Linked DNA regions of Mus musculus: region 1 is linked to region 2. A link is a loop called in an ENCODE intact Hi-C map of the cell type or tissue named here. Cell type or tissue: left cerebral cortex. All regions are shown on one strand. Links, peaks and the distances in the headings refer to the core of each region. The heading gives the core; the rest is flanking DNA.

The links. Hi-C counts contacts between places; a loop is a spot of excess contacts. Peaks named below come from ENCODE experiments on the same cell type or tissue, not always from the same donor. Only the 100,000 strongest peaks of a DNase experiment are listed, where the experiment ranks them.
Region 1: a loop joins it to region 2, with 2.8 times the contacts of the local background. A loop is called at or near these places in 2 of 42 quality-filtered maps.

Annotation. Positions count from the first base shown.
Region 1 is chr7:113,732,744-113,744,821 of GRCm38, reverse strand. No RefSeq gene overlaps it. Among named protein-coding and RNA genes, the nearest start is that of Spon1, 27 kb to the left of the region's middle. In left cerebral cortex, for the core only: no CTCF peak of the experiment used is centred there; DNase peaks (open chromatin) are centred at 5,435 and 6,780; H3K4me3 peaks cover 392 bases.
Region 2 is chr7:113,604,413-113,616,490 of GRCm38, reverse strand. No RefSeq gene overlaps it. Among named protein-coding and RNA genes, the nearest start is that of Far1os, 45 kb to the right of the region's middle. In left cerebral cortex, for the core only: CTCF peaks have their summits at 7,159 (motif pointing left), 8,288 and 8,488 (motif pointing left); DNase peaks (open chromatin) are centred at 7,203 and 8,384.

The DNA.
Region 1 (12,078 bases), core at 2,806-10,805, 130 kb before region 2:
AGAGCGTGGACATTCATTGAAAAGATGGGGCTAAGGGTTCAGGCTAATGACTAAGAGGCAAAGGAAGTGCCTATTGAACATGCAGGAGACAATAGATTAGATTTTTTTATGGGATTCTGCTTTAACAGTTACAGTGTTCCTGCAAAGCAGTATTCTCCTAGTTTTGAAGATGAGGAATCTGGGGCTAAGAAAGTTTACATGTCTCTGATGCCACAGAGCCAGGAAATGGTGTAAGTGGCTCTTGAACCAAGACTGTCATAGCAAACAAAATACCTTCCTGCACTATGTGTGGGTGGGCTGTGGTGTGTTCGGGTGACGCACAGAGTAATGAGCTTCAGTGCATCCATACATCCCTCTCCCATGGGCTGACGACTCAACCCAAGCAGTTATAGAACCTTTAGGTTGATCCAAGGTTCTCCCTGATACTCAGCATCCAGAACCAGAACCAGAACCAGAACTGTGTGAACAGAAGAATTGGGCTTGGGGAAAAAATCAGCCTCTTTACTCCACTTAGCTACAGGAATAGCAACCACACCCTTGACGATGTGGACCTCTCAACCCATCCTCCCCTCGTTCTCATTTGCAGCCTCAGCAACACCAGACCCTCCCCCAGATCTGCCCTCGCCTTTGTTTAAGAGCCATGGACAACACTGCCATTCAGCACTTCTTTTTCTCTAGGAGAACGTCCTGACAGCTTTACTACTGTGGCTTCTTTATGGGGTCAGGAAAGAGTGGGGGGCAGGAGAAAATCACTAACAGGCATCGGGAAGAGTCTGAGATGCATAACCCTGCACTCAGTGACCCCCCCTCCCTCCCTACCCAGGCAAAGCTAACAGGACTTGGATTTAAAAGGGTGCTCTCTAAGGCCCTGAGGGAGGGCATCAAGAATGAAGCTGACCAGGTCCAAGGGGACTTAGTGGGAAGGTCATGACCATGATTTCATTTGCTCAGGGCCTCCAGGCTGCTGGGAAGAGACTGTGCCTGTTTCCCTCTGAAGTGGTACTCAGAAAGGAGAGGGCTGTTAAGGAAAGCCTGCACGCCCTTGGGCAGGACTACCCAGGTCTCTAAGAGGAGATGAGGGGAATGTGAATCACAGTAACAAAGCTTCAACCATTGACAGGGTAAGTAGGTAACTGCTACTAAGGAAGCTAGAAATTCCTGCCTGTCATGAGAAAGGAGGCCTTCCTCTTAGTTCTTCTGACTCTGGCTGTATCTGGATCCCCTCTGTAGACACAGCACCCTGGATACTATGGTAATGAATGAAGCCCTGCCTCAGACCTGGTATCCCAGCTAGCCCCAGGGTAGAGAAATCAGATGGGCAGCCAGCGAGGGAAAACTAAACAGCAACGAACAACCTCTTTCTAAGTGGAATCCTATGGGAAGAGTGTAATCTCCCTCGTGGTGTTCCGATAAATTCTCAAGCAGCACCATGGCTGTGTCGAATGGGTAAACAGCCTCCCTGGGACTGGCCCCCTTTTGGCCATTATTACTGGGTGAAAATTCCCTGCCCAAGAGCTGTCCGTGCCTATACTGGGCATAGAAAATGGGGCTGCTTCCCTGTGCATTGCAGATTTCTCCATAAAAAATAAATTGTGCCTAAGTTAGCACCATTTCTACTTCCAGTCACACTTTGCTGCTTATTATTAGTGAGGTTAAATGCCAGTTTTCCAAGTTTGTGTACCCTTCTCCTCTCATGTCCCTGTTGGGTGGGCCTATAACTGCACCAATAAACTAAGCACTGCTTTAGAGATACTAATAACAAGAGAGGGGAAAAACAAAGGGAGAAACTAGAGTAAGAGATGGAACAAAATATAGTCTGGGGTCCAGGCCCTCTTCCCCTGTAGAACAAGAGCCTGGAGTTGGAGAGGAAGCTCAGGAGTTAAGGGTGCTTGCTGCTCTTTGCAGAGAACCCCAGTTGGGTTCCCAGCACCCACAGGGTAGTTTAAGGCTGTCTGTAACTCTGCTTGCAGAGGATCTGGCGCCCTCTTCTGGCCCCCTCAGGCACTGAGTGCACATGTCACATACATGCTGGCAAAAACCATCCATAGCACAAAAATAAATACGCCTTAAAAATAAAAAGTCTGCCACTGGTACATGACGTAGTAATCTTATCTGCAAAACAGAGACTCTAGCAGTTCCCGATTCAAAGGATTGAACCCCATTAAAGGGTTAAATGAACTAATATATGAAAAGCACCCAGTTTAGTGCCAAGTTATAATTATTATAAATACACGCTAGTATAATTACGCTTTCAAATGCAATTGTAACATCCTTGTGGTTGCTTCCATTTGTAGAGTCCAAGCACTAGCCTAGGCAGTGTTTGTAGGTACCGTTGGATTAATAAGGCATGGAAGGAATGGATGCAGAAGACTATCTAAAATAGGTGCGGTGTGTGGGTGTGTCCTAAATAGCATCAAACACTCAGAGGTCATGCCTCAAGGCAGAAACTGAGGTGGTAGTGGCTGTAACAGCAGTTAATATCCAGTGACTGTTATCATGCCAGGCCATGTGCTAAGCACATACATACATACATACATACATACATAAATACATACATATATACACACAAAACATACATACATATATACACAATACATACATACATACTACATAATACACATACATTTATACACATACCCACACATGGGCACACACATATACACACAGGCACACACACACATTTACATACACTCACCTATTTTAAGTCCTTACAAACTTTGATATGTAGATGACACACCCAGTAGGAGAGACCATGACATGTAGATGAGAGAGCATGCTTGTGCAGGCAACACCCCTGTGAAAGAGAGAATTCAGGGTGAGACTCAGTGCCCTCCAGCTGTTGGAACACAGCAGCTTTCACTAGCTCTTATTGATCTGCTGCGTTTTAGAAAGCATTATAATATTCTGTCCCATCTCTAGTTTTCCCATTCCCCTCACAGGGTTTATCTTGGTCCTAAGCTAATTCTTTTTCAGCTATAATCAATATTTCCAGCCCCACCACCTATGAGGAACATATGTGCTCCTCCTAGCATGTCACTGCACCCCATCCCTGGTTGAATGTACGTGATGCACTAATTCTCTGTGGAGCCCAGGGCCTAGGATCTCTATGCTACATGTTTTGCTCCCACCTTGACCCCACAACCACTATCAGCAGCAACCGCTGGGCCAGCAGCAGTGCCTGTTGGCTCAGCATGGCCATCCCATTGCTTCTCCATGGACTCTGAGGTACCCTCCAGAATTCCCACCTGCTCTGTGCTTCCTCTGAGCCTCTAGCACTTCTGGAGCTGAGGGGAAGATGTGGTCCTAATGGTCTTCCTCCGCCTCTCTCTTAGGAACACATGACACAGCCTGGACCACCTGCCCAGTGTCTGTGGCCAGAGCTGCAAAGCTGACCCTGAGGATAGTCAAGCTAAGAAACCTCTCCCAAGGCTCTCACTTCTATCTCAATGATACCCTACACCCAAAGACCACATTCATTCGGACCCTATTTCTATGGATTGTTGTTGTGTTCAGACACAGCGATTACATAACCCTCCCACCCTAAGGTGGACTCTATCTCAACAGCTATTACTGGGCACCAGCTTTGTGCATAGCCTTGGAACAGTAGTGATTCAAGCACCCCAGTCTTTGATCCCAGAGCACCATCATCCATCTGGTCCATATTTAAATCAACTCAAGTTCACTGTGGTGATAATCTTCCTCTTATACATAATTATACTTTACACACAGCTTTTTATTTTTAAAAACTCCACCAGAGAGCCCTACCATCTGTGTGGACTACCTCTTTCAGTACTGAGCACGGTACTGTGGGCCCGAAGGCAATTAATGTAAGCTCTCTGATGCTACTGACATTCCCAGGCATTTCCTTCCAGTCATTCTAGTTAGCGTCTTAATGTGATAATAGGTTGATTGATTTTTATGTGAGTCTTAATCACCCATTAGATGTTTAACCTGTAATTCAATTTTGGCTTCCTCAGCCAAATGACCTTGGCCAGGTTGCACTTCCTCTCTGAACCCCGGTCTCCTCACCTGTTTAAGCAGGTTCATAAAAGGCTTAATGTGATAATTAAATTAAGCAGAAGCCCAGGTTAAAAGGTTGTGTATACTCATAAAATTCTACTTAGTCATTTTTCTTTTCTTTCAGCGTGTACTGTAGTCTGGATTCTGTGCCAGACTTTGGAAATATCAGGAGACTGACATGTGGTCTCTGTCCCCCTTAAATCTGCAATCAGGTGGGTAGAAAGGCATGCAAGCATGTGCTTGCAACGCATTTGGATCTCTAGGAATTCTTTGGGGAGCAAAGGAATAAATATTTATTAAATTCAACAATTGAAGTTGGAGAAATCTTTATGGGGAGCCACTGTGGTGTGTCTGTATGCGCATCTGCATCCTTTGCACTTGGCCTTCGTGGACTGGTTCCCTAGATGTCTGGCTTTCCTGAAATAAGCACCAGGAAGCCAATCAGACTCCTCTTCCCTCTGGAGCAACCATGCCCCCCCCCCCAAGAACAGCTGAGAATGCTGATGACCACTTAACGGATTCTGAAACCATCCACCAAATCTGGACCTGGATAAATATGCAAAGAACGGGTTCCCTGTTGACCCTTCCCCTGAATGCTTTTCCCAGGCCTGCTGTCTCCCACTGCCCAGTAACTCGTTGCCGTGGGAGACAAGTGTACTTAGTGTGATAAGTCACATTGGACTCTGGGCCTCTCCAGTCTCCTGTCAGGTTGGTCTTGATGCTATGCTAAAACCCCCAGTGTTCTGAGGACAGGATGCCTTTATGGTTAAATGCATCACACATCTCTGAGACCTTTCTTTAAATAATCCTATTGCCATTCTCCTCGTGGGAGCCCACAGAGGTATGGATCTTGCCCAGCTGAAACCAATAAGGGTATCTTGATTAATTCCTGTCCTGTCAATCCCATCTCTTGAGTGTCAGGGTTCAAACCCATGCAATGACAAGCCCAGGGTTCCTTTCTTAATGAGATAAGAGATGTTTATAGAGTACAAATCACCACCCTGTATGAGGCCTCTTAGCAGCAGTGGAGGTGGAAGGAGGTGGAATCAGAAGCCAGCTCTTAAGACTTGGGTTGTTAATGTCATTGACTGGAATTCGGGTTAAAGGAGGTAAAGAGACTTAGCGTTTCTGAAGCGTAGTCTAAATTCGCTTTCCCCTTCAGGTAGACACACGAAGCAAAATTTGGCAGCTTTAAAATATATTACATGCCTTTGTGATGGTTTGCTTACAGAGCTTATTTATGATAATGGTGGTTAATATTTACTGAACACCAAACGTGACATCTATTTATTTTATTGGATCCATCTAGAAGTCCTGTGAAGAAGGTACTTGGATTAGCTTCTCTGCAGATTAGGCAGACGAGGTGTAGGAAGCGTGAGTCATTTGCCCAGGGTCACATGGTTAAGCGGAGGCAGCGTTAAACCCCAGAATGCCTGACTACAGATGACACACTCAACAGTGTGTCACCCTGTTGACAGAGAAGCAGGCTGCCTGTGATAGAGCGTGGGGGGTTCCCTGCCAGTTGCCAGCTACCTGTATGACCTTGAACAGATTACCTAAGCTCCCTGTAAGATGAGCACAATCAAAATGCCTTCCTGCAAGAGCAGTCGTTCAAGTTAAACTGTTAGCATACGAGAAATAGTTAGTGTGGCGCTCTGCAGAGAGGGCCCAGCACACGTCTAAGTCCCTCTGGCTTAGGAATAATACCTTAGGGCTCTTGGAATCTTTGCTCTCAATATGTTTTACAGCGTAAAGTATGCAAGTCAACCATTTTACCCATGAAGCTACAGGTGGTACTGAACCTACACATACTGTATATTCCCTATACATATAAGCTACAAGAAAGTCTGTTTTACAAAATGGCATCATGAGAGGTTAACATCAATAATGATAAAGCAGAAAAACGATGCTGTGATTAAAGTTATTCATCTTTAAATAGCTCTCTCCTTCTTCCCCTCTCTCCTGATCTGTTTTATGTGGAGAAAATGGTAAGTTGGGTTAAGGAGTAAAGTGCTTGTCATAAAAGTGTAAGGACTTGCCTTCCACCCCAGCAGCCATGTGAAGAAAGCTGGACTTGGTGGCACATCCCTGAGGTTACAGGAATTGGGAAAAGGAGACTGGCCAATCCCTCAAGCTTGCTAACTAGCCAGACTGGTTTACTCATGGAGAGGCCTTGTCTCCAAATGAAGATGAGAGACCCTCTCTCTAAAACCAAGATGTTGGCTCCTAAGGAAGAAAAACAGCTGAAACTGACTTCTTCCCTGCCACACACACACACACACACACACACACACACACACACACATGCACACATGCACTCATGTCGTTCACAACTGTTCTCTTTCAACAGTTGACCCTTGAGCATTTCTGTTCCATTTTGCTCTTGTCTGGCTTCATTGGGTAGAAGGTAAATTAGTCAACCCAGTACAGAAATGTCAGGTGGAAGAAGAACCCTAATCTTTCCCAAAATCAAATGCAGACCCTAAAGCTGGAAATAAAAGCTACAAGAGTCTAAAGTAATTAATCATTCACAAGATGTTTCCTGCCTGTGGCTGAGTCTCAGGAATGAGCAGAGCCCAGTGTCCCGGTGCCTTCGCTGAGTCCTCCGCAGGTTCGACAATGCGTTCCAAAGGCTTGAGCAATCACTACTGAATGAGAGGAATCGGGATTCTGATTAAGTTGCCCTAGTTGGGAAAGATCTAGAATCTTGCCAAAAGGTTTCCAAGACTGATAGGCATTTAAAAGTGAAAGCAACTCTGAGTCTGCTTGGATTCATGAGCGGAGCTCCGGAGGTATGTAATTATGACTGAAACAGAAATATAATTTTATCATCTGGGAATCGTGCTCTCTGCTCCACTTTCTACCAGCACAGCTATATATAGACATACTCAGAAGGGAGATTCCTTGGGTAGAAGGCAAGTGAGAAAAATCATGCTTTTCCTTCTTCTGATAACAGATAGTACTATTCAAACCCAAATAGATATTCACTTATCTAATGGTGTTGAAAAATTCACAGCTATTGCATGGTTTTGCTGTGTGATGAAAATTTTTATTCTTTTATTTTTAAGAAAAGGTTTACTGTATTAGTTTTTCATATCTCTCTCTCTCTCTCTCTCTCTCTCTGTGTGTGTGTGTGTGTGTGTGTGGTGTGTGGTGTGTGTGTTTGAATGTGTGCCATGTGTGTACAGGGGCCCTTAGAAGCCAGAAAAGGGTGTCAGATCCCTGGCACTGGAGTTACATGTGTTTGAGAGATGTGTGCTAGGAATCAAACTGGAGTCCTCTGCAAGAGCGGTATAGGCTTTCACCGCTAACTCTGTCTCTCTGTCTCTCTGTCTCTCTGTCTCTCTGTCTCTCTGTCTCTCTGTTTCTCTCTGTCTCTCTCTGTCTCTCTGTCTCTCTCTTATTTCTAATTCTTTCTTTTTGCTTCTGGTTTTGTCACAGAGTCTTATACTATGTAACCCATGCAGGGCTGGAACTCCCATCTTGACTTCACACTTCTGAGCCTGCTCCCCTGGCCTTCTCGGTGTTGGGAGTGAATGTTCACCACCACACTTGGCCTAGGAGGAGTTTTGTTTTTTTATTTTTATTTTTTTAAAGTCTCATCTGCAGCTTATATGGGGAGCTGCAGTTATCCTATGAGATGGGAACTCTTTATTTTTCCTATTGTAATCATTATGATGGTTAAATTTTGCAGACGAAAGAAATAAGGCATAGGAAAAGTAAGCAAGGTCCCCAGGATTACACACCTGGTATAAAGGATGCTGATTTAAACGCTGTCTGACTCCAGAGCTCTTTTCTCAGCATGATCCTATTCTGTCTCACCAGTGATTGACAGGTGTCAATCTCAGTCCAGATGCTTCCATATCAAAAGCTGAGCACGTTAGAACACCGAAGAGAAACATCATTGCACACATTACCATATCACCTATTTAGTAAGTACCATTATCTTCACTGTTCTTAACTAGAACTCTTGTGCTGGTACCCTCTCTAGGCAGGGCAGCATCCTTAGACAGCCATATGCCCCAGGGACTTTGCACATGTCTTCTCCTGCCTGGCATCCCCTGTACCCCCCCCCCCCATCTTCCATGCTACTTACTGCCACCCACTCGCTCAACCTTAAAATATCATTTCCCAATGAAGTCTCTCTTGAATACTTTCCCCTCATCCCTCTTTTATGCATTCTCTTATCCTCCTACACAGTTTCTTTCGTAGCAACCTGCAAGTTTGCAATTAAATGTGTAATTAGTTAGTTATTAAGTGGCAGGCTCCCCTGCTAGGCTATGGGTTCCACGAGGTCTGGGCTCATGCCTATGTGGCTCACTATTAGCGGAGAGCCCGTCGGTGTTAACCTAGTTATTTCTGAACCACAAGTGAACCACTGAAGGAGAGACCATCCACGCCTTTGTGTGGACTTGCTGTGGGATTGATGGGAGAGAAGGAGAGGTTTAGAAGGAGAGGAAGCTGACCAGAGAAAGTTCTTACCTAGGCCTTGACCCTGGAGCTGGTCCCAGGGGGAGAGCTAACATTTCAGATAAAGACCCAAAGGGCAGAGCACTCTGAGCCAGGCCAGCCAAGTCTGCTGAGCCAGTTGCCATTTTACATATTGAGAAAATAAAATCAGCAAACAGTAAAACAGCCGAAGTTGCTATTTTTCTTTCATCCAAGAGCTCTCAACACAGAGACTGTCCTTAGAGGCCCAAAGACAAATGGAATTGCTTAGCCTGAAGATGGTTGCTTTCACGGACCAATGGAAACCATAAAAGCCAAGACACAAAATGTTACTTGTGCATTTGACCCAGATACCATTCTTTACTGGGAAGAACAGGAAAAGAGCTGTGGCTTTCTGAGAAGGGCATCTCCTTTGTCTCCGCCTCATGTTGCCCCTCCTCTCAGTGAGAACAGTGAGATGGCAAAATTTCTCAGCTCAGTCATAAAGAGTCTCTTAAAAACTAGTCCTTCATTTTTTTTTAAAGCTCAAAATCAATAGAAGAAATCACACAAAGATCAATACTTTCAACTCCATAAAAATTAAAAAGTACTCTATGTCAAAATTCCACACAACCCAAATTTAAGGCCGACAGTAAATAGAGAAAAATACTCACTACAGTGGAATTCAATTTAATTCAGTTCGACACATGTCTGTTGTGCTCCCTCAGGTAATGAGAATGGTTAAGTATTGTCGGGAGTGTGGGGAGCTGCCAACCTCAGGACACAGGGAAGGGGACAAGGAGACTGACCTTCCCAGTGTCACTGTCAGTGACAGGGCTATGCAGGATGTAGAAGCACCCCAGGAGAAAGACAAGAAAGTGTACCTGAGGTTGTGGTAGGGCTTGACTCTGAACTGCAAGCCCACATTTTGAGTGATTATGTCCCAGCCAGTGGTACTATTTAGAAACCACATTGAATCCTTATGACCTGGCAGAAGTGAGTCACTGGGGCTGGGCTTTGAAGGTTATAGCCCAACTCTTGTTCCCAAGGGTTCTTTCTGTTTCTTGGTTCATCATGATGTAAACAGCCTTCCATGCTTTACAATACAGGAATCCTTCAAAAGTTCCACCTGAAGTACTTTCTCCCTGTACTCTTTGCTTTCTGTCAACTTGGCACAAGTTGGGGTCATCTCAGAGGAGGGAACCTCAACTGAGCAAATGTCTCCATCAGATTGACTTGTGTGGGGCTTTTTCTTGATTGATGATTGATGTGTGAGGCCCTGCCCACTCTGAGTGGCTCCACCCTGGGCAGATAGTCCTGGGAGGTATAGAGTAGCTAACCATGAGCCCTAAGAGAAAGCCAACAGTCACCATGTCCCCAAGGCCTCTGCTTCAGTTCCTGGCTTCAGGTTCTTGCCTTGACTTCCTGCCCCGAGTTTCCTCCATGATGGACTGTAAGCTTTGAGATTAAATTAACCCTTTCCTCCCCACATCACTTTTGATCGTGGTATTTACCACAGCAATAGAAAGCCAGCAAAGAGGTCCCTTTACCAGTTTCCTCCGAGCATCTTGCAGCACAAAAGCATCTCATGCTGTTAGCCTGGATTTCAGAAAAAGCTCCCTGAAGATACTTCCTTAGTCCTGATAAAAGCTGAGCAGGCAGGATCCAAGGCAACAAGAAGAGGGCACACAGAACCGCGACTGAAACAGATAAAGACAAGGGGGCATGAACACCGTGGTGTGCGTGGGTTGATGGAGATGGCAGAGTATGTCATACAACACTGGGAGTGCTGGAGACAAGGCTGCCCACCTAAACAGGACTAATTCATAGAAAATTTCACTCTGTCCTGTAGCTGATGGGCAGCCATGAGAGGTTCTGATTTGCTAGTAAACCATTTTCTTGCCTTTGGACATACGTTTTAAACCCACCAACAAGGAGCTTTGTAAGTAGGTGCTTAGAATTAAAGGTTTTAATGGCAAAGGGGGAATGTGGTCTTTGCTAGCTGACTTCCTCACTGAGGACACGGTGGAGTTGGGACATCACAGGTGCACAGCAGAGAGGCAAGGGAAGTAGTACTGTCCGTGTGGCAGCTACAATGACAACAAGAACAGACTCTGCTCCTACCCTTAAATATGCTCAAGGAAGGTGACCTTGAGAAAAGCAAAATGACATTTGGCCTGCTTTTATGTGTCAGTGGGAAAAGTACACCATATGGAAACCAAAGAGAGGCCTTTCTGCTTTAAAAAAAAATTATTCTAATTCCCTGCATATTTTATGCAGGGAAAAGAACTAAATTAAAATGAGTAAGAATAGCCTACAAGATCCTTAATTGATAAGGAAAGAAGAGCTCATTTAGTTAGTGGCTGTCTTGAATAATATCTACCGGAAAGGGTGTAATCTAAAGATGCCTGCGGATCAAGACAGAAAGAACCCGAGAAATAAGGCAGCAGTCAAGAAGAATTCCATAAATTAAATCATAGTTTGAAAGGATGAAGTCATGTTAACGCTCATTACCATATTTTAATTTCATGGTGATTAAAATTATAATGTAGCATGTATTGCCACTTAATTGATCTGCCAACACCAAGTATTTGCAAGTTTCTTTTTGTTCTCTGAAGTCATAAACTATCTATTCTCTGCTGCATAATTTCAGGGGTAATTTTAAACCATAAATATTTCTCTTTATTAAAATTCTCAGGAATTAGAACCTAGATCTCTATTTATTTATATCTGCTTTGGCGAGAGGCCAGGAAATTCATTTTCTTACATTTTGAATTCTACAAAATTAAAGTGCTAAAGAACGTTATCTATTAATCTTCATGCTGCCTTTCCTGACAGTTTTACAGTTTAATCGAAATGTTCGAGGTCTCTGGGGGAGCAAGTTAAACTCTGTCCCTTGAAGACTGGGCATTTCGCCTCGAGTAGAAGCTTCTTATTGAAGATGTGGAACCATGCTCCTGTCAAGCCATGAGCAGCCTTACAAGGATGGCCTGCCCCCGGCTGACACCAGCCCCTAGGGCTTTCAGCTCACTCTGCCCCTTACTTTACACTCACTTCTGCAGATAGATACTGTCCCTCTGCTGTCCTTAAGATGGCCCATCATGGAGCTGACCCTTTTGAATGGAGACCAACCCTGGCTCTCAGGTGCCTAAGAGCCCAGCCACCCTGGCTCGGATGGAGTAAATGGTGCATATGTCACTCGGAACCTCACGAGTCTCTTCAGATAAGAATTAATTTGGCAAATCGCAAAACTTTCCAGGGACAATACCTTTCCTAATGACTCCCTACTCCTTTGACATCCCGTTGCCCTGATTAATGGTCATTCAAATTGGCCACCTGGCATAGCTCACTGTCAAAATAAAAAAGGAGATGGTTTCAGAAGGCTCTTTCTTTTGTGTAGTGGAACACCCCAGCTCTGTCTCTGTGATGGTCTCCTTCCCCCCCCTCGCCCCCTGTGACAGTTACAAGCATAGATAGTACCTGAATCCTAACACATTAGTGGCCCCCACTCTGCACTTGTATTTCAGGCTTTAAATTAAATACATGCTGCAACTAGCTCCTCACGCTTTTTCAGAACTATTGAAGGATGGTCAGGTACTTTAAGTGAACGACCTGCAGACAGTTGAGCCT
Region 2 (12,078 bases), core at 2,759-10,758:
TTTAAGGGGCTCCCTTGCTGTGTTTAACATCTGTGACTTGTTCTGAAGTCAGAGCTTCAAGATTTATGTTTTTCCCTGGTATTTCTGTTAAATGGAAATATTCTATTAAAAAAAAAAAACTTCTGTTTGTAGATAGAACAAAACCCGTATTTTTGTAATCTATGTAATTACTCTTTGCCTCTCAGGACCTTAAGTGTTTTTCAACCTGTTTTTCCCTAAACAGCCTTTAAGTCATTCTTCTTCTAACCATCTTCCCTGTGAAACTGTAATCCCCCAACCACAATATGCAGCTGCTTATAAATGCTATGTGCCTCTGCTTTCTGCACAAAGTATGTAGTCAAGAACCAACATTCATCCCTTAGCAGTGACGGCGCCTCGTGAGAAGCCACAGCCCTCAGATGGTTCACATGATGGAGCATCTAATGGTCTTCACCATAAAGCTAATGGAAATATGCACAGAGGACCTGTCCGATGTAAAGAGCTTGAAGCCGGGGCTAGAGAGATGGCTCAGGGGTTAAGTATACATACTGCTCTTGTAGCACCTGCATCAAATAGCTAGTCACAACCACCTGTGATGCATCTGGTAGCCCTGGCCTCTGTAGACACCTGCACACACACACACACACACACACACACACACACACACACACACAATTTTAATTTTTTTAATGTTAAAAAGCTTGAAGTCAGTGTGGGTACCACAGGAATCTGATGACTTAGACTGAGGCCAATTCTCAGTTTTGAGTCTGTTGACAGGCTATTAGAGTGAGGAGCCCAAGAATGTTCTGGGAATGAATTCCCCATAAAAGAAAAGAACAACATTCACTCTATTGTCATTACTCTCCTCTTTCCTATGCCACACACTTGGCACGTCACAGACTCAGAAGGCAATCAGAAGCCTACTGGAGCACAAGAGAGTAGTGAGCAGTTTGTTGGGGACACCTACCACTTATCACTGCATTCCCGTCCTTGTGGTCTCCTAGTGGTCTTTTATAGTTTGAGAGGAAGAGGGGACTACAGATACAAACTTAAGTCACTATAGCAACGTTATGATGTGTCCGCTGTGGTTGGCAACGCTCACAAGAGGCATTGATGATCACTGATGATGAACTGTGCTAGAAACACCCCATCCCTAAGATATCATACTCAGACTGGTGTGTGGCCAACAGAACACTGCATATGTGATGGACTGTCAATTTGAAATGAGCTTGTGAATTCTGTTTGGTCACTCTCTGGCGCATGGCACTAGGGAAGTCATGTTCTGAACAACCCTTGGGAGAGGTCTACATGTAAGAACAAAGTAGCCAGCCAGCATCTAAAAGCAGATCCCCTACGCCCACACCCTGTGACTAGTGCCTCTGTGTACTTGTTTTATATATATATATATATATATATACACACACACACACACACACACACACACACATATATATATATATATACACACACACACACATATATATATACACACACACATATATATATACATATCTTTAAAAACAACAACAACAACAAACAAACAAACGTTGGTTCTGAGGTAGTCTTGTGGGGCAGCTAAGCAGAGACCATGTACAGTACAGATCCGTTTGTCAGGCTGTCCTGGTCCCAGGGGATTCATGCTGGACCCTAAGACAAAGATGCTCCAACATGAAAAATCAAAGCAGGAGCATACCATGCTCCCCTCCCCCGCCACATCTACAGTCCCTGAGAAGTTGGCCTCACAGCAGCAGGACAGTGGGCTGTGCATGTGTCCCTGTGGGAGGCTCTCATGTGCACTGCAGGTGGGACAGAGTGAATCTGTGACTGTTGTCCCATGCTCTCATCTCTGCTCTTCCACTGTGTGGCCCCGGGTTATCCCCATATCAAAGGGGAAGTGGAAATCCCAGCTCAGCAGCACACAAACCACTCAGTACTTTGTTCACGGCTCTTGGAGAGAGGCTAAAGCCTAATAGAACCAGATTTGCCTCTGGTTTTGTCACCTAGTTTGGAGATGGCAGACAAATTCCTTAACCTTTCTAGAAACTTCAGCCTGACCTCTGCCAAGTACAGTTAATAATAGCACAGAGAGTAATGGATTAGATAACGCATGCATCAGTCTCTTTGCCCAGCGCCGCCTGGCCCAAGCTAAATGTACAATAAGCATTAGCTGTGTGAAGCCCTCAGTCAGGACTATTCCAACTCAGTATCTAGTCACAGAATGTGGAGAGCCGTCCCTGTGCTCCAGCTTTCATTTCCATCGCAAATACCTCAGATGAACCAATCTGTGAGGAAGAGAGCGTTAGCTTTGGCTCACATTTTCAGAGGATACCATCCATTCCTTGGGACCTGTGGAGAGGCTGCATATCACAATGGGGTCCCGTGGTTAGAGGACTCTGTTCATCTCTTAGTGTCTGGGAAGTTAAAGAAAGAGACCAGTGCTACACAATCCTCTTCAAGAACCCATAGTCCCTACCTCTTAAAGGTTCTACCACCCTTCAATAGCACTGAGCTAAGGACTATGGGGAACAGTCTAAATTCAAACTACAGCCATTCTTCCGATAGGACTCTCCGCTTTCCTTTGTACCGCCAGCAATGTTTTTAATAACCCCGTCTCTCTAGAGAACCCTGGTTCATGCTCTAAGCCCCAACTCAAATGTCATCTCCTCTGAGAGGGATGTTCCAGAAAAGCAGACTCAGGGAAGCTCTCTGCAGTCCCTTGCTAGCCCCTGGTTAGAGCCCGAACCACACTACTGTTAGTTCACTGGCTCTTTCTCTTCTCCCTGCCTGGTCCCAATGGAAGAAAGTGAGCCTGCTTCATTCCTGATACAAAATCTGCATCATTGATGTCTGACCCATTGTCCCAGCCTCTAAAGCATCACCCCCTGAGGATGTGCTCTGTCCACAGCCTACTCAGGGGCCTCTCACTGCATGTCCAAGATCTGGAAGACCTCGGCCCAACCAGAAAGCTCCTCTATGTTTGGATCCAGATGGTTTTGAGTGGTCACTGCAGAGATTTTCCTGTGAACATTCAGCACTCCCCTCTGATAAACAGGTCTTAAAAGCTGTTTCTTAAATGTTTGAATATGGGCCCATATGAGCACGGAGGCTCAGAGATATAGGCATCTGTCCAGGGCCACTCAGAGCTGAGGTTCACACCCCCTGTCTAAGACTCGAGTTCTTCTATAATCATGCTGGATCAGCTGCCTGCCCCATCCCTCAGGTAAATTAAAAGGGAAAAAAAATCCACCTTCCGGCAAACCAACAGCTAGCTAGAATAAAGCTGAAACCCACTCTATAAAAAGACCAGTGATGAAGGAATGTGTATATGATGGGAGGTATCCTGACAACAAAGGAAGCCTTCTATAGAGAGCTGCTTTCTAAAGCAGACCAAAGAGCACCCATTTAATCTTGACCTAAGAAGCCCAAGTCGGAGGATGTGCTCACTGAAGAGCCCAGCTGGAAGTGAGTATGAGCTCACAGCTAGCTTCATAGCCGGTGCAAAGGTACCATGTGTGAAAAGGTCACCATGGTGGCAAAATGGTGACTGGACAGGACTTTTACCTAGGCAGTTATTGGAGGGAAACTAGCTTTATCCATCTCCATGTTCCATCACATGTTCCAGGAACCTCTACTTCAGGTCCCCTGTAGAGGCCCTGCGTGGGAAACAGGAAGGTCTGGGCCAAGCTCCTGACTCTGTAACTTCCTCATTGTGTGGCTGTAATCAACTTCCTTTCCCAATATTGGTCGTGTTTTCTCACTTCTAAAACAGGGAGATTGGTAGTATCAACCACATACAGTTCTTATGAGGACAGCAGGAAATTTTACATGTGAAGTCACATATTACTTAGCCTGGCTTAGTACACGTGAGATCAACATCAATATCAGTGAAAAGACCTTGTGGACCAGGCCTTGCCTGATTCACCCTTTCTTCCCAGCTTGCATGTGCTGAAGGTCAATCTCAATCGCCTCTGCCCTGTGTATGGCTTTCTCTAGGCTAGCCTTGGATGTCACTGTATCCCAGTACCTAGAGATATACAACAGATATGCAGAAATACAAGCGAAACTGATTTTTACCCTGCCCTGCTCAAGAGGGCTCTGCTCTCCCTAGTCCTCCATTTTTATCCATAGGGATCAACAAGGGACTCCATCAGGAAGGAGGGCTTCACAGAAGAGGACTATGCACCTGGCAAGGAAGCATGTGGCCTTGCTTAGCAGTTCAAGAAGCACTCATCTTGGCCCCTCCCTGTACCCATGCAGACTTCTAGGATATGGCCTTGGGGCCAACCTATTTGGTGGCAGGTTAAGCAAACAGACTTGAGCAAAGTGTTTTGCCCTGGGATGAGTGGGTGTCGATGTCTCTTAAAATTATGATGAATTACACATAACATAAAATTTATTAACTGTTGTTGAGCCAGCAGCTCGATGGCCTCAAATGTAAGCATGCTGTTGTGCAAATGTGGCTACCAGCTACCAGAGTGGGCCTCAAATTGAAATTCAACTCACACTCCCCACTCGCAGCCACACCTGGTAATCACCATTTAGTATTCTGCCTATGCACTTGACCACTTTAGATGGAAATGAGAGCTGTCCTCTCATGATGGGCTTATTTGACTTAGGGCAATGACCTCAAGGTTTGCCCTTGCTGCATCATGCATCAGAATGTCTTTCCTGTCTATGAATGGTAGGTCTATAGCAGGTACCGAAAAACTGCATTCTATCATCCACTCGTCCATCAACGAAGCCTTGTGTTGTTTCCATCTTTGGGGCTATTGTGAATAGTGCTTTGAGCACTATTTGGGAGAGCTTGCTTTCAATTTGGGAGGGAGGGGCTTAAGTCAAGTGTGTGTGATGTAACAAACCCCCTGGTAAATGTAACTTAAGGAAAGAAGGCTTATCTTGGCTCATGGATTAAGAAGGAATATGGCCCACCATGATGGGAATTATGGCAGCAGGAGCATTTCTCACACTTTGGTCCTTCCACTTCCATCTCAGGGACCTCTAAGCCTCCATCTCCATCCTGTTCTGGAAACAGGCAGAACCCTTCACCCCAGGGCTCAAATTGCTAAGGGAAGATGGCTAACACAAGGTTCCCAAAATAAGAAGCCAAGAGATGCATCTCTGTAAAAGCAGCCCCTGTTTTCTCACATGAAGAATGGTAACAATGACTTCTGGCCTCCATAAAAAGCACAAGGGAAAGAGAATGCAAGGCACTGCTAATCTGCACTCCTCCCTCCATAGCTAAGTTCGTACCATAATTCACTGTAATGAGACTCTAACCGATCTTAGATTTTTAAAATTGCTTGTCTTTTCCCCATTAGGAGCATCCAAAGATCTAGAATCTGCTTCCAAACCATTGGTGACTAGGTTCACATTCATTAACCAGATCTCAGTGTCCAGTGAATTCAGTTTCTAGTTTACCAATGCAGAACAGAGCAGGCAAGCAGAACAGAAAATCCACTAGCTCGAGAAAGAAACTTAGACTATGGGGGGGAAAACATACTTCTTAGCAAACACCATAAAGTAATGATGAGAAGCAAGGAGCGCTCATGCAAAGCATGCTTTGTGGAGTTCTGTTACAAATGCTGACGCTACTTTTATACCACTATAAGAATCAAAGCCCAGTAGTAATTCCTCCTGGAACAATTACACACTGTCTTTGGGTTTTTAGGAGACAATTAAGTCAGAGAAGCAGATGATGCTGTCCCCAGGCCTCTCAGAGGGCAAATGATATAAACAAATCTTGCAACATGAAAGAAAAGCCATATCCCTGGAGTCTGTGTCAAAGGGATTTTTCCACTGAACAAGACCCTCCACTGAGGTATGGGCAGGAAAGTTTGAAGCCGTTTGGGATGTGTTCAAATCAGAAATAACCTAATATTTAATGATTTGCAATGCTTGGGTTGAAAATAGAATCCGTAATAATTTGCAAATAAATACTCACTTATAGGGGCAAGCACAGGCTCTTCCAGCAACTAAAGCAATGCCCACTTGAGGCCACTGTCTTAGACACAGCCTTTGAAAATATTGTTGCCATTTCTCTAATCTGCCCACACTTGAAAGTGATTCATAAAACTCCCTAAATGTCAGGCTAAGTAACGTGACCTTTATCCCAGGGGCTGTGGAAGCCCTTGAGAAGGTTTTGAACAGAAATGAGAAGGTAGACTCTAGAAACATGGCTGATGAGAGGTTGACAGTCTAGAGATTGACACTGTGGGCTCGGAAGCCAGCTGGATCTTGTTTTAGCTGTAATCATTATTTCTTGTTTGACCTTGAGCAAATTATCTCAACTCCATAAGCCTCTGCTTCCACACCTGTGAAGCACGGTAATAAGAGTAACAGCCTCCCGATGTCATAAAGATGGAACAGGTAACCCATTCAGAGAACACCCGCACATGGCGAGTCAAAATGGCTGGTAGGATTAGGAATTCCACTCACTTGGGCCTGCTTCTCTGTGTAAGATCTGGCTGGCCATCACACTCAAAAAGAAAGAAAGAAAGAAAGAAAGAAAGAAAGAAAGAAAGAAAGAAAGAAAGAAAGAAAGAAAGAAAGAAAGAAAGGTCTTCAAACAGCAGCAGAAGCCACCTTAAAAGCCAGATTTGAAGATGCAGAGATGGATTCCTTGGCTTTGAAATCTCTTCCTCTACTACTGATGTGGGCATGGTGCATAATGGCTCAAAGACTCTTGAGAGCATGTGAGAACACGTCTAGGGGGTGTAAACCACTATGAGTGGTATTTGCTGTCAAGATTTAAATCTAGGTCTACTCCTCTCTGGTGTGCCAAGCTCTCTCTGTTCTAATACAGGTCCAAACATAAGCTAGAGTCTCCTCTAATGCCTTTCCCTTAATTTCAAGATACTAAGACTTTGTGCTTTGATGTAACAACAGTTGGGGCTGTACATGCTCCTCAACTGGATTTTTAAATCTAAAAAAAAAAAAAAAAAAAAAAAAAAAAGGCAGGTGGTGTTGCATTCTTAGTCACTCAACCTCTAGCTGGTTTTCAAATCGCCTTTTTCCCGGACTTGCAAGATCCAAGTTATGTTCTCAGCTGAAGGAGCACCTGCAGGTGTAGAATTTGTAGCAAGAGAGAGAGAGAGAGAGAGAGAGAGAGAGAGAGAGAGAGAGAGAGAGAGAGACTTTGCCAAAGTGTGTTCACGAGCACCATCTTCTGGCCAAAGTTCGGAACAAAAAGGAAAATGCACAAATAAGCAGGTGCCTAAATGGTCTTGTGCCTTTAATCAGCCGCTTAACTACTTAACCATGAAAACGAGCTTCCTGGGGCTAATGAGAGTTGCCCAATTTGCAGAAACAGGGTGTTTATTTTTGTAGCACAATTTTCCAGCTGCCTGCATCCTGCATGCTTTACGGTGTTAGCATCTGCTTATGCAGCATTGTTCATGGATATGGCTTTGCCTGAAGGCTCCTTCTGGAGACTAGGGGACAGAGCACGTGCTGGGTCTCTAGGGTTGAAAATTGTATTCAGAAACCCAAGCAGGCATCCAGTCTTGACCCAATAGGATCTGTAAGTCGGTTACAAGTTCTTTATATTTCCAACTAGTCAAGAATAGGGTAAGAAAGTAGGCTGAGTTCTGGAGATACTTTGAAATAGCAAGAAAAACCTACATGACCTGTAGCCAAACAGATGTGGTCAGCACATCCGTAGCTAGCTATTATTCAGATATTTTCTCATTTTTCCCCCTTCTTTTAAAAAAAAAAAAAAAGAAGGAAAAACAAAAAACAAAAAAACAAAACCAGGTGCTCTTGCAGCAATGAGTTGTATGTGTTCCTAAGGGGAGGGAAAGAAACACACTCTCTGCAAAATCGCAAACTAAAAATAATTAAGACTTATGGGAAAAATAGGACGGCGGCAGACAACCCCAAATAGATAACCTCCGTGAAAGATGCCAGTGGTTTAAGAAGAATGTCCAGTTCCTAATACACAACACAGCCTGGAGAAAATAGAGGACTCTGCCTTTAAGACAGGAAGAAAGGACAGCTTGATGGATGTCAATGTAAGAGAAACTACGACCTTCTGAGTTACCTGGAGAAGGAAACACGCACCCCCTACCCTACACCACCCCCACCACCCCCACCACCCCCACCCCACCCCCACCACCCCCACCACCCCCCCACCCCGGGCACAGGATCAGTGAGACCTGACTGACAAGTACTCCTAACATGGACTGGAGACTTCCCTGAGGCAAAAGGCCTGGAGTTGCTGGGAGCTGCAGGAAATGCTGTCTCTCTCCCTCCGTGCTGTATCCAGCTGGGTTCCTGCACTTTGCCTGCATCTTCCAAGGCCTGCCAGTGCAAAATGTTGGCAGGCCGGGAGCCTCGCAGATGAACCGCATTTCACTGGCGTTGTTCCATTTATCAAGCACATTTGAGCTAATTTATGTTAAAATCACACACAAACACGCAAGTGTGACAGCAAAACAGACTGAGCGTGGGCTGCTTCCCCAGTACACATCGACATTACCACCACCATTCCCCCTGCTGGCAGGATCAGGTCCAGTCAGCCCTGCTTTATCATGAGAGTCACAGATGTCCGTATCTCCCAGCAGGGCCTTGGGAACCCTATCCTGGCTCCTTGGCTTTGAGCCTTCTTCATGTCTAAAGTGCAGTACTATGGTAAGCAATTGAGGCATTTATGTATTCACAAGGTTATTTCAGCTACCCTTGAGAAAATCTGTCTAGAAACGACAACACTTTTGCTAATTAAAGTGCCCAGATGTAAATGGGGCTTCAAGCTTCAAGTTGGGGACACAGATTTGGTCCCTCGGTATGTGTGTTTCTCAACTACCTCCATTCTCCCCAGTTCTTTGCTTCTCTTGGTGGCTCCTTCCCCACCCCACCCCCCCATCATCATTTCCCACTGATGGTGCCTAGACCCTCCAGTTCCAAAACCCTCACAGGCAGCAATCCTGAAAGGGAATGACCTTCTCTTTCCTAATGATTTTAGCTAAAAAAAATAATAAAAGCAAAATCATGATTCTCTCGTTTAGATGCTTATAGGCATGCTCGGTGACTTTGAATTCTAAAGTGATCCAAGGATGAAGTCTCTGGACAAGCCAGAGTGAGCTGGCCCTTGGTCCCACCCAAGCCATGTGTTCAAAGACAAGGAGGTATCTCTCTTCAAAGCAAAGCAGAAAGAGATACCCATCCTCCAGGGTGCTCTGAATCAGACACCCATCCAAGAGTGTTTCTCATGAACATGACCCCTGCAAGAGACAGTTTACCTTGGACTTAAAAGAAAAGGAAAAGACAGTCCAAACATGGCCTCAATTCACTACTTATTAGCTTATAAGCAGATGTGCTATGCTGGCAAGAAAGATAGACAATTACAGACTTGGCTGACTTCACTTATATCTTCCCAAATGGTAGGCAATTGTAAACTTCAAAATCTCTCTCTCTTCTTGCTCAAGGACAGCCAAACACTTGTGTCCCAGAGAGCTAAATGGCCTTTGCCTTATGGGAGAAATATCATGCTTTTGTTCTAAAGGTAGTCACATTGAACCTCCAGATTTGATTGAACCAAAGTAGAAACCATTGCAAAAGTTGCCTTTAAGAGAAAACTCCTGGTCCAGAAGAGAATCTCAGGGACCTCATGACCCAGAGGGAACACATCTGACTCTAGAAGTCACACTCTTTGAGATGTGAATCAGGAGTCACTGAATTCGTGGGCTTCCTTTGTGTAACTCCCCCGGGATGGGCAGGATGAACATTCTTTTGGAGTTTCTCCTATTATAAATGATAGAACATACAGTCGAAAGTCTTTAAAGAGATAGAAGTGAAGTGAATTGAGTGATTTATTGGCTTATCTAAAAAGTCTAAAATTCAGGTATGGCTCGATCCAAGTGGTTTAAATGATGGATGTTTAAAAATGAAAATTTTCTATATTATGTTTCCTCTCTGGCATTATCATCAGACTTCATGTGTTCATATGTGGTAGGATTGGATTTCCATCACTAGGCTGAAGTACCTGAGAAGGTATTTTAAAAGAGGGTAAGGATTTATTTTGGCTCACAGACTCAAGGGTGTCAATCCTAGGTGGGTCAGCTCTAAAGCAGAACCTAATGTCAGGAGCTACGTGGTAGTACAGGCTGATTGACCACTTTCTGAAGCAAATAGAAAAAAAGGGGAGGCTTGAGGTCCAATAACCCTTTCAAGGACACACCCCTAATTTTCTTTGACTAGGCCCACCTCCAAGAGCAGTACCTTATAACACAGTACTCCAAGAGCAGTACCTTATAACTGTAGACCAAGTCTTCCACATATGAGCTTTTGAGCAACACTTCAGATCTAAACCCAAATCACCATGTGGTGGCCCCAGCAGCTGTCTCAAGCAACCAACAAACAAAAACTATATTGGCCTCTCTGTAGAATAAATGTTGATTAGTGTGCCAATCACCAAATTCATGAGATATAGTATTCTAATCAGCCAGTCACATGCTTCTTTCATGAAACTGGACTGGAAGGCAAGTATTGAGGTAAGGTAGGGACAGACATGAAGCACAAAAAACTATTAGATGTTCCAAACAGAATAAGGATACTGGAATCCAGGAGCCAGAAATGGACTCAAGAGTCTTCACAAAAACTTTTGTGCTCAAAGGCATTTGCTGTTTGTTGCAATGCCAATCAAACCCAGGGCTTCAAGCATGTGAGGCAAACCTCTACCACTGAGCAGCACTGCCAGCCCTTCGGGCTTCTTATAACATACATGGAGTCCACTGCCCTTGACTGGAATTCACTGACCATTGTGCTAGCTTCCCATCACTGCAACAAAAATAGCTAAGAAAATCAGCTCTGAAAGGAAAGAGGAGGGAGCTGGAGAGATGACCCAGTAGTTAAGAGCGCTGGCTACTCTTCCAGAGAACCCAGATTCAATTCCTAGCATTTATGTGGCAGCTCAAAAACAACTGAAACTCTAGTTCCAGGGCATCTACCACTCCCGTCTGGTGTCCTCAGGCACTGAATACACATGGTCTGAATGTATACATACAGACAAAACACCCACACACACATAAAATAAAAGTAAAAAATATTTTTAAAGGAAAGATTATTTTTTGGCTCACTGTCTCTGAGGTTTCACCCATGGTCAATTGACTTTGTTGCTTCTAGGCCTGAGGTGGGACAGAGCATGACAGGTACCACATGACAGAGCAAAGCTGACCACCTCATAGCGATCAGGAAACAGGAAGAAAAAACAGGAGAGGAAGAAAGGGGAGGAGAGAGGAGAGAGGCGGGAGCAGAGAAAGGGAAGGAGGGAGGAGAGATGCAGGGGAAAATATATCCTTCAAGGAATATCCTAATAACCTTCTCCAACTAGGCCCCACCTTCTAAAGTTTCCAAATCATCTAAAGGTCCATTAAATTAAGAATCCATTACCATTCTCACATACTGAGGAGGCCAGAGTTCCTACAAGCCAATCACATTCCAAAGAACCTACTTCTGAGCACTGCTGCACTAGAGACACGTTGGCTTTTGATAGACATTTCAGATACAAAACATAGCACATGGGAAGGCACACAGGAGCTGTACTGACATACAAAGAATGAGTCTTTGTGCATGCCTATAAGGCCCCAGAGCTCTTAAATGAGCTACAAACATGAAGGCTTGAACATGTGCACAGGAACACACAAACACACAGACAGGTATACAAATAGATGCATGACACATACAGACAACACATACACACATATCCCTACTTGCACACTCAGGTACTCATACTGTCATAATCACACATATGCAAACAAATGTAGATTATGAACACACATGCATGATGTATGTATACATGAATATGTACATACATGCATATAGACTTGCCCACAGCCATGCTCACATACGACCAAATACACATAGGCATATACACTTCCTTACCAATCCTGGCAGATACAGGCAGATGTAGATCTGTTTCGGAGTGGGATCCTCCAAACACTAAAATTACCACAGCAGATTCTGTTTCTCAAAGAAATGTCCTGCTTTTGATCTCTGTCCCTTTGCTGTGGCTTCTGAGTGCTGTATTCCAGGGCATCTTGCTCCACTCACCACCTTCCTACCTGGGCTCTGTGTCAAATCAGCAGGGAGCCACCCCTGGCCTTC